Regions from separate parts of the Homo sapiens genome. Here region 1 is linked to region 2. A link is an interaction called in ENCODE POLR2A ChIA-PET data of the cell type or tissue named here. Cell type or tissue: Panc1. All regions are shown on one strand. Links, peaks and the distances in the headings refer to the core of each region. The heading gives the core; the rest is flanking DNA.

Region 1 (5,381 bases), core at 132-5,131, 680 kb before region 2:
GAGTTTGAGACCAGCCTGGCCGATATGGTGAAACTCTGTCTCTACTAAAACCACAAAATTAGATGGGAGGGGTGGCACACACCTGTACTTCCAGCTACTCAGTCAGGATGCTAAGGCAGAAGAATCACTTGAACCCAGGAGGTGGAGGTTGCAGTGAGCCGAGATCGTGCCATTGCACTCCAGCCTGGGCAACAGAGCGAGACTCTGTCTCAAAAAGAAAAAAAAAAATGGAGGTATTTTTGGTTTTTAAAACTAAAGGGAAGGGTATTTGCTACTGGCATCTAGAAGTAGAGACCAGGGATGTTCTAAACATCCTACAATGCACAGGATGGCTCCTCCCAACAAAGAATTGATAAAATGTCAATAGTATGAGGTTGGGAAACCTAGTTTATTCCTTAAGTTTATGACCTATTGTTTACAACTTAATAGGTTTCTGACCTATTAAGTCATAAATTCATGAATGATACAGACCTTATCTCCTTGCATATAGATTATAGACATTGCCACAGTGTTGGGCACAGACTATGTACATAGTGGATCAAAAAAAAAAAAACAAGGCATTTGAAGGATGACTATGGAAATGATCCATTTATATACCAATGTCAGATATTACATATTTTCAACAGAAAATTTGAGACCTGAGGGTTTTCACTTCCAAGTGGTAGCTCAAAATCAAACATGAGGCATTTCCAATCTTAGGGACTTTAGATACTTCTGGAAAAAAAATCATGAAGTTGTAGGCATCAGAAAGTTTCTGTGACAAAGAGCTGTAACTTTCAAAGTTTGACACATGAAGGGACAGATGGTTGCCAACATTTATTAAGCACTTGCTGTGTACATGGTGTGAAGCATCATCTCCTACATCCTCCAAGCCCTGTGAGGTAGGGCTGTTGTGATCTCCATTCTACAGAGGCAGGGACTGAGGTGCATAGGGGTTAGGTTCCCAGGGTCACCCAGAGGGTAGGCAGAGCTGGCTGTGCAAGAAGGCAGTTTGAATGAATGGGTGCAGCATACAAGCATGGCACATGTATACATATGTAACAAACCTGCATGTTGTGCACATGTACCCTAAAACTTAAAGTATAATAATAATAAAATTTAAAAAAAGAAGGCAGTTTGAACCCAAAGCCTGAACTCTTTGCCTAAATTTCCTCTTGAAGAACTCCCTGCTGAGTTTACACTTCCCCTGAGAATCCTCAACGGGGTTGTCTGTCCTGAAATGTTGACTCTTGCATTTTGTGACACGACTTTAGGAAAATTAATCAGAATTGGCTAATGCAGATTCTTACAAGGAGAGGTTTGAAGACTTCTTGGCATCCAGACTCCTGGCGTTGCCCATGTCCCACTCTCTGGTCCATTCTGCAAGCTGCCCTTTTTCTCCCAACAAGCTCCCCGTCTGCTATTGATAGTTTCTGCTGTTCCCAACCAGAGAGTTTTGAAAAGATTCAAGGAGGAAGTTCTGACCTCTGGGGCTCTACTGGCCTCTGGAAGCAGCTAGGGACTCAGTCTGGGACAGGGAAGCTGTAATGTGTGAAGCCTGAAGTTCAGCTGAGGAAAGGGAGAGAAGGAACACGAAGATACCACCAGGCTTCCTTCCTTAAATGCACAGAGAACAGGTGACTTGCAGGTTGCAGGAGGTGCATGGGCTTGCATCAGGCTGCCCAGGTTTAAATTTTGGCCCTTTCTTACTGACTGTTTAACTTTGAACAAGTTATCTAATATCTCTGAACCACTTTCCTATTCTTGAAGGAGGTGTATATTTATGCCTGCTTTGTGGAGTCAATGGGAGGATCAAATGAGCTAACACTATATTGAATTACTCTTCAGACACATGTTTACCACATTTTATCATCTCTGGAATTGGAATGTGACTTACAATTGAGGGTATATCCTAGGTTATTGGATGGAGGGTTTTTTTTCTTAGTGGTACATGAAACAAAAGTGAAAGTTATTGAAGTCATTTTAGATTCGGTGATATAGTATGACTGGAACATGGTACTGGCTTAAAATATCAGGAATGATGGTTTCCATTTTTACTGCCACCTTGTAGCACATCAGAATTCCATGATTGTGGGCTCAAAGTAGATCCCTCATGGGTTTGCGTCTGACCTGAAGGTGCATTTGAGCACTTGGACTCAATAAAGAACAAGGAGAGGTCACATTCTGTTCTCGCTTCCTGGGGAAGGAGGTCAGCAGAAACCTACACACAGAATCCCCTAGACAGAAGGAAATAATGAAACTCCAGTTGCAATAAATCACTCTGGACACGTTCTCTGTGGTTGCAGGAAACTTTTGCAATAGTTGTTTCTTCTCTGCTCCACAATTTCCAACACAAAGCCACTGACCCCTCCACCCTCGCTTCCCAGGCTACCAGCAAGCCATCCAGACTGTGGGTAGCAACCAGGGACTCAGTGTTGAGTCATCGCTCCATGCCCAGGCTCTGCAGTCCCTGTGATATGCCCTTTCCAAATGCCATCCTTCATCTTTAGCTTGGGTACAACACTGGGCATCTGAAGCTCTCTCTCTTTTTTTTTTTAATTGTAATGACACTTTCTATCAGATGTTATTTACTCTAACCTACAAATGCAATATGTAGTGAGCAACAGTTCATCTGGGCAATTTTATCCATATTCACTTATGCTAAATAGTTGACCAGGGAGAGGGTAAACAGCATGATGATTAAGCAAGCAAGTGATGGCTTCTACCCGCCTGGGTTCATGTTTTCACTCTTAAATGTGTGACCCTCCTCCATAGGAGAGCTATCCATCCACTTCCAGTTTCAGTGATCTCATCTGTAAAACAAGAATAATAATAGCTAACTATATTATGCACCAGGCACTCCTCCATGCAATTTACATACAGTAATTTATTTAATTCTCACTACCATCCTTGAGGTAGGTATCCTATTAACATCCCATTTTACAGATGAGAAAATAAAGGTGCTTTGAGAAGTTACATAACTTTCCTAATTACACAGCTAGACAATGGAAGTCTGTTTGTCTCAAGTCCATGCTCTTAGCTACACTTCATGTTGTAGCCCCAACCTGAGAGAAATCCCTCCCTAACTGGAAGGACCACAAGAAGATTAAACGAGGTAATGAATATGGGGCATAAACCTCTGTGCTAAGCTTTATAAACATACTAAAGATTGGGTACTGTAGTGACAGCTTCCTCTTACTAAGACCCTGTCATGTGCCACACACTATGCTACGTCCTTTGACATACAAGCTCTCTTGTTCTCACAATTACTCTAGAAAGTAAGGATTATTGTTATGTGTCTCCTTTTAAAGACAGGGAGGTAGGTTCAGAGAAATTTCTTCTTTACAAATCACTGTGTACCAGTCAGCATTGCAGGTGCTATGCTACAAGTGATTTTCCCCCAAGGTACACAATAAATGAGTGGCCAGGTCTGCCGGACTCCAAAGCCCATGGTCTCTTTGCTGCATCTGAGATGCCAACAGCAGGTTCTATTTGACAAGGGTGCACACACAGATCATTTCAAGGGAACCAAACGGGACTGGGATCCTGTTGTGTGGATCATGATGACTAAGAATAAGGAGCTGTGGTAAGAACACTTAACAGAAGATCTACCCTCTTAACAAATTGTTGAGAGCATAATACAGTATTGTCAACTACAGGTTCTATATTGTAGAGCAGATCTGTAGAGAGTATTCATCCTGCATAATTGAAAATTTATGCCAATTGAACAACTCCCCATTTCCTTTCCCTCTAGGCCCTGCTAATCACCATTCTATTCTCTGCTTCTATAAATTTGACTATGTTAAATTACGTATATGAATATTCTCACCACAAAGAAAAAAAAGAGAAAAAGGACACAAGGAAACTTTTGGAACTGATATGATGGATGTATCTATGATGTTGATTGTGGCGATGGGTTCACAGATGTGTGCATATGTCCAAACTCATCAAACTGTATTCATTAAATGTATGCACGTTTTTTTTTGGTATATCAATTATACCTCACTAAAGCTGTTAAAAATAAAATGAAATAGGCTGGGCGTGGTGGTTCATGACTGTAATCCCAGCACTTTGAGAGACCGAGGTGGGAGGATCACCAAAGGTCAGGAGTTTGAGACCAGCCTGGCCAACACGGTGAAACCCTGTCTCTACTAAAAATACTACTACTACTACTACTAATAGTAATAATAAATTAGCTGGGCATGGTGGCAGATGCCTGTAATCCCAGCTACTCGGGAGGCTGAGGCAGGAGAATTGGTTGAACCCGGGAGGCGGAGGTTTCAGTCAGCTGAGATCGTGCCATTGCACTCCAGCCTGGGAGACAAGAGTGAAACTGCATCTCAAAAAAAAATAAAAAAATAAAAAAAAATGAAATAAAAATGAAAGAATAAGGAGTTGCTCCCAGTGCATAATGAATTGCTTTAGAATTAATCCTAAAGTGCAAGAGAAAGAAGGAAGCTTGGAGATCACCTAGCTCAACCTTCCCTTTGCAGTAGAAGAGAAGAGGCTGGGAACCCACCCATGAGGTACAGCTTATTGTTAGCAGAGCAAAAGCAAAATCCCACGACCTCTGACTCCCAGCCAAACCTTCCTTTTTGATACCTATCTAACACAGAGAGTATAGAAAACTGAACCAAAGAGCTACCATTCAAGTCTTTTAATGTGTAATTTCTTTTGGCATTATAAAAGTAATGCAATTCTGCTATAGAAAATTGGGGAAATACAGAAATGAAGAAGGTTGTGACAAAAAATAAAATGATCCTGTTTCCCACCATCCAGAGAGCTGTAGATAATTTGGCATTTCCCTATGCATAGCATTTTGCTTATTTTCTTTTTCATTTTTATATACTTGCTAAAGTTCTGTGTATACAATTTGTTACAAGCCTTTCCACTTCAATTAGAAATATTTTTCTATGTTATTACAGACTATTCATAAACAATGTTTCCTTTTCAATAGTGAAATGCAATAGTTCCCTCCCCTATTTCCACACACACCACCCTCCTCATCTAGTCATATCCCCTTGGGAACCACTTTTTAAGCATTTTCATTTGAAGTTTCTCTGTTACCTCCATATGGCTAAATAACATGTGACTTCTAGATGTCTCTACTTCAGGAATTATCTGTTGATTTCCTGCTATGATGGTTGGGAGTTGGGTTCATTTCTACCACCATCTCCAAACACATATTTTCTCCTGCCTCTTCTCCCAAGTTATGCCTTTATTTTTAAATTCCTTTCTTGATTACCATTATACTATAAATAACATATCTAAACCTTGATTTCCCTATTTATAAAACTGGGTTTTTTTTTTTTTTTTTTGAGACGGAGTCTCGCTCTGTCGCCCAGGCTGGAGTGCAGTGGCGGGATCTCGGCTCACTGCAAGCTCCGCCTCCCGGGTTCACG
Region 2 (5,381 bases), core at 158-5,157:
TTTTGCTCTGTTTATTGAAATTTATTGTTTTTCTGGAGGTTCCCAGGGTGGACACAGCCACCCAGACCCTCCTGTTTGAAGATTACCTGCTCCACCAATGAGCAGGCTACTTGACTTTCTAGCCATAGCTGATTGGTCAAGAAGTAAACACGTGGTCCAGCCTGGGCCAACCAGATTGTCTTTCCTTGGAGGAGTCCTGTTGCTATCTCGGCTGGTCTCCTCCATGGAGATGGTATGTATCAGTCATGGAGATGGTATGTGTCTGAGTCAAGGATCGTCATTTTCTGCCCTGTGCTCTGAAGACAGATTGACGATGAAGAAAGAGGCAGATGCACAAAAGGAGGCAATGATGAAAGAAGGAAAGACAGGCCTGGCTTTGATGCAGAAAATACTTTGTCCTACTTCCTATTTTTCCTGGGGGAGGGCTAGCTACATTGTCTGCACTTTGATGACAGGCATTACATGAGGCCCCTGGATCCCTATGTCAAATTTCCTCCATTTAAAAAAATTGCTTAAAGTAGCCTTGAAAGAGTGTGTTAACTGTCACCAGAGAACCCCAGAGAATTCTCTTGTCTGTTAGCCAATTAACTTCCTTTACCTTCCAGTGCACTGCTCCACTTTTCTCTGGACCTTCATTTCCTCATGTATAAAATACGAATAATAATAGCTACCTCAGAGGATTGTAATAAAATTAAATAAGATGATAAATCTGGGACAGTTTTTTTCTGGGATTGTTTTTTAAAAACTATTAATATTATATATTACCTCTTTTCTGTTTGACTGTGAATTACTTAACGGCAAAAACCATGTCACTGTTTTTTTCTTTTTTAGAGACAGGTCTTGGTCTGTCACCTAGGCTGGAGTGCAGTGGTGCAATCATATCTTACTTCAGCCTCAAACTCCTGGGCTCAAGAGAGCCTCCTCCCTTAGCCTCCTGAGTAGCTGGGACTACAGGATGTGCCACCACACCTGGCTAATTTTTAAAAAAAAGAGTTTTGTAGAGACAAGGGTCTTATGATATTGCCCAGGCTGGTCTCAAACTCCTGGGCTCAAGGGGTCCTCCTACCTAGGCCTCCCAAAGTGCTAGGATTACAGGCAGAAGCCATCTTGCCCAGCCGTTTAAAAAAAAAAATTTGGCCGGGTGCGGTGGCTCACACCTGTAATCCCAGCACTTTGGGAGGCTGAGGCAGGAGGATCACTTGAGGTCAGGAGTTCAAAACCAGCCTGGCCAACATGGTGAAACCCAATGTTTTCTTTCATTTTGTCTCCACAAAAAAATACAAAAATTAGCCAGGCATGGTGGCGGGCACCTGTAATCTCAGCTACTCAGGAGGCTGAGTCACGAGAATGGCTTGAACCCCGGGGGGTAGAAGCTGCAGTGAGCGGAGGTCATGCCATTGCACTCTAGCCTGGGTGACAGAGCAAGACTTTGTCTCAATAATAAATAAATAAATAAATAATTTTTTAAATCTCCAGCTCCTAGCAGGGGATTTGGCACCTACTAGCGTGCCTGATAAAGGTTTGTTCATGAAATAAATAATTGATATTTGATGAATTCTTCCTACAAATGACCTCATTTAATTCTTACAGCCCCTGGAGAGAGAGATATTATTAACTCTATCTTACCAATGAGGAAACAAGGGCTCACAAAAACTGGGTACAGTTCTCAAGGCTGCACAGTAAGTGGTTGAAGCGGGGTTTTTCTTATTATTATTTTTAATTTGAGATGGATTCTCACTCTGTCGTCCAGGCTGGAGTGCAATGGCATGATCTCGGCTCACTGCAACCTCCGCCTCCCAGGTTTAAGCGATTCTCCTGCGTCAGCTCCCGAGTATCTGGGATTACAAGCGTATGCCACCAAGCCCGGCTAGTTTTTGTACTTTTTTGGTAGAGATGGGGTTTCACCATGTTGGCCAGGCTGGTCTCGAACTCCTGACCTCAGGTGATCCGCCTGCCTCAGACTCCCAAAGTGCTGGGATTACAGGCGTGAGCCACCGCGCCTGGCCTAAAGCAGGTCTCCAAGGCACTTCTCTCTGCCCTCTGAGCCTACACTCATGACCATCACATTAGACTGGACACAGGTGGGCTTCAAGGCACGGTAGCCACTCCATGAACCTGGGAGGAGGCATTTACAGCACAGAAAGGGCAGGTGGGCTGCCTGGAAGCTGGAGGCTGAACACTCTGCTGCCCTGTATCTGTCATAGCAAGAAGCCTAGTGAGCTGGGAGCTGATCTGGGAACCCGCGGTCTGAACTCCAGCTGCCCAGGCTGCAGGGCCGAGGCTCCACATTCCACATGCTCAGCATGCTAGCCTCCCGCTGTGGCGGGACCGGTGACAGATGCACTCCGAGAACCAGCAGACACCTCTGTGCTCGCCCACTTTAATTAGGTGAAGGTGTCAAGACCCATTAGGATCACCTAGAAATACGACGCCGGGCCTGTGCTCCACCCACACATGCTCCAAATCACTGCCTTCCCGCTGAAGCTACTGTTTCAGTAGCATCTCTTTATTTGTAGTTAGTTCTTAAAAAGTTTTTAAAAATCCTCCCACCTCAGCCTCCTGAATAGATAATACAACCACATGGTAAAATTTTCAAACAGCACCGGAAGATACATTATAAAAATCAGCTGGACACAGTAGCTTAAGCCGGTAATCCCAGCACTTTGAAAGGCCGAGGTGGGAGGATCCGTTGAGCCTCGGAGTTCGAGACTAGCCCAGAGAAACATGGAGAATCCTCATCTCTATAAAAAATAAAAAATTAGCTGGGCAAGGTGGTGCACGCCTATAGTCCCACCTACTTAAGAGGCTGAAGTGGGAGGATTACTTGAGCCTCAAAGCTGGAGGCTGCAGTGAGCCATGATAGTGCCATCGCACTGCAGCCTGCCAGGGTGACAGAGCAAGACCCTATCTCAAAAATAAATACAGGAATAAATAAATAAATAATCAAATCTCACTTTTATCACTGACCTGCAACGCCACCTCCCCACAAGTCATGACTATTTTAACTGTCCCTTGTGTATCCTTCCATAAGTGGTTTTTTTTTTTTTTTTTTTTTTGAGATGGAGTCTCGCTCTGTTGCCCAGGCTGGAGTGCAGTGGCACGATCTCAGCTCACTACAGCCTCAAATTCCCAGGCTCAAGTTCAAGTGATCCTCCTGCCTCAGCCTCCCAAGTAACTGGGCCCGCAGGCACACACCACCATCATGCCCAGCTAATTATTTTTATTTTTGTAGAGACAGGGTCTCTATGAAAATATGAATACTCATGTCTAGGAATACGTATATCTAATTTTTTTAAAAAGGCACACAATTATTTTAATAAGATATTTGGAAGTGGCTCAAAAGCACAAAGAATGCTACATTCTTTCCATGGTGTTTATTACATCATTTCCGTATTGTGTGGATGGATGTCTATGCTGTATGTGGTCATTCGTTATCACAAACAATACCTCAGTGAGCTCTTTACATCCTCAGTCCTTGCTTTATGTGCAGTATATTCACAGAAAAACAATTCCTTGCAGTAGAATTGTTGGATCAAAGTCTAAGCTTTTTTCTTTTTGTTTGTTTGTTTGTTTGTTGTTTTTTTTGAGACAGGATCTTGCTCTATTGCATGGGCTAGAGTGCAGTGGTGTGATCATAGTTCACTGCAGCCTCCAACTCCTGGGCTCAAGGAGTCCTCCCACCTCAGCCTCCCAAATAGTTGGGACTACAGGTGGGTGCCACTACACCTGGCTAATCTTTTATTTTTTTTTGTAGAGAAGGGGTCTCGCTGTGTTCCCCAGCTGGATGTGTATTTTTTTTTTTTTTTGAGATAGAGTCTCGCTCTGTCATCCAGGCTGGAGTGCAATGGCGCGATCTCAGCTCACTGCAACTTCCTCTTCCCAGGTTCAAGCAGTTACCCTGCCTCAGCCTCCCAAGTAGCTAGGATTACAGGCGCCCACCACCACGCCCGCCTAATTTTTGGATTTTTAGTAGAGACGGGGTTTCACTGCCAGGCTGATCTTGAACTCCTGACCTCAGATGGTCCACCCACCTCAGCCTCTCAAAGTGCTGGGATTACAGGCATGAGCCACCGCGCCTGGCCTGGATGTGTATTTTAAATTTGACTAGATATTACCATCCAGTGTAATGTCACCAATTCATGATTTCCTAAAAACGTGTGAGTCTCTAGGACAGATTCCACTTCACTCTGTTTCCTGATTTTTGGGTCCAATTTGTCTCATGGAGATTCCACAAACGTTCCCCTCACTCCAGCCAAGCGCCCGACTCTAGGCAAATCCTCTCACACAAGTTATAAAGCAGAATTATGAGTCTGGCTGGTAAAAGATCTTTTAAAAAATTATTTGCATAATATAAATAATGCATGCTCATATAAGTAATTGACAAGAGCTTCCAGTGGTGAAGGGAAATGTTTAGGAAATAATATTAAATGACAAAGGCAGAATGCAAAGAGTGGTTCTTAATCTTGAGTGGGTATACCAGCACACCTGAGAACTATTGGAAAATATGGATGCTGAGATCCCCAGCCCTGGGGATTCTGTTCAGTAGGCTTGGGATAGAAAGAGCAAGGGCAAAAGTCAGTATTTTTATAAGCTTGCCGTGAGAGGCTACGTACCCACAAAATGTTATGTATTCACTATAATCTCAAATGTGATCAAAGAACAAAAATCGAGGAACCCGTCCAAGAGTAAACAATGCTTTACTGGGCTTGGTGATTCTGTAGTGAGATTTTTCCTCTGGGTTTTGCTATGGTTTTCCAAATTTTCCTGCTGAGAAATGTTGATGTTCAGACAATAAAAGGATGTTCTAAAAATGTGGAGGCTCCCTCCCTCTCTCCTTTCCTTTTTTTTTTTTCCTTTCCTTCCTTCCCTCTTCCCTCTTTCCCATCTTTCTTTCATTTTTGTCTTTTCTTTTCCTTTTTATACAGAGTTTCACTCTGTCGCCCAGGCTGGAGTGCAGTGGTGTGATCTCGGCTCACAGCAACCTCTGCCTCCTGGATTTAAGCGATTCTCCTGCCTCAGCCTCCCAAGTAGCTGGGACTACAGGCATGTGCTACTATGCCCGGCTAATTTTCGTATTTTTAGTAGAGATGGGGTTTCACCATGTTGGCCAGGCTAGTCTCAAACTCCTGACCTCAGGTGATCTGCCTACCTCAACCTCCCAAAGGGCTGGGATTACAGGTGTGAGCCACCACACCCAGCCCATCGTTTCTAGTTCAGTCCAGACTGGAGACGAAAGAGACAGGAAGATTGATGAGAGCATGCGATCCTGAGCTGTGTCCCTTTGCTCTAAAGAGCATCACTGGGACAATTATCAAAACTTGAATAAGGTCTCCAGGTGAGAGGTATATGGAAGTTCTTTGTTCTAATATCACAGTTTTTCT

The links. ChIA-PET counts read pairs that join two places held together with the same protein. Peaks named below come from ENCODE experiments on the same cell type or tissue, not always from the same donor. Only the 100,000 strongest peaks of a DNase experiment are listed, where the experiment ranks them.
Region 1: POLR2A ChIA-PET joins it to region 2 with 6 read pairs; 2 of 35 experiments call an interaction of 5 or more read pairs at or near these places.

Annotation. Positions count from the first base shown.
Region 1 is chr16:13,313,171-13,318,551 of GRCh38, reverse strand. LOC107984137 (a long non-coding RNA gene) reads right to left here. Exons shown (of 3, transcript XR_001752087.2): 3 at 804-2,792. It also overlaps a transcript of SHISA9 not described here. Among named protein-coding and RNA genes, the nearest start is that of SHISA9, 410 kb to the right of the region's middle. In Panc1, for the core only: no CTCF peak of the experiment used is centred there; a DNase peak (open chromatin) is centred at 2,308.
Region 2 is chr16:12,634,057-12,639,437 of GRCh38, reverse strand. No RefSeq gene overlaps it. Among named protein-coding and RNA genes, the nearest start is that of SNX29-AS3, 26 kb to the right of the region's middle. RefSeq lists an enhancer at 112-406. In Panc1, for the core only: no CTCF peak of the experiment used is centred there; no DNase peak of the experiment used is centred there.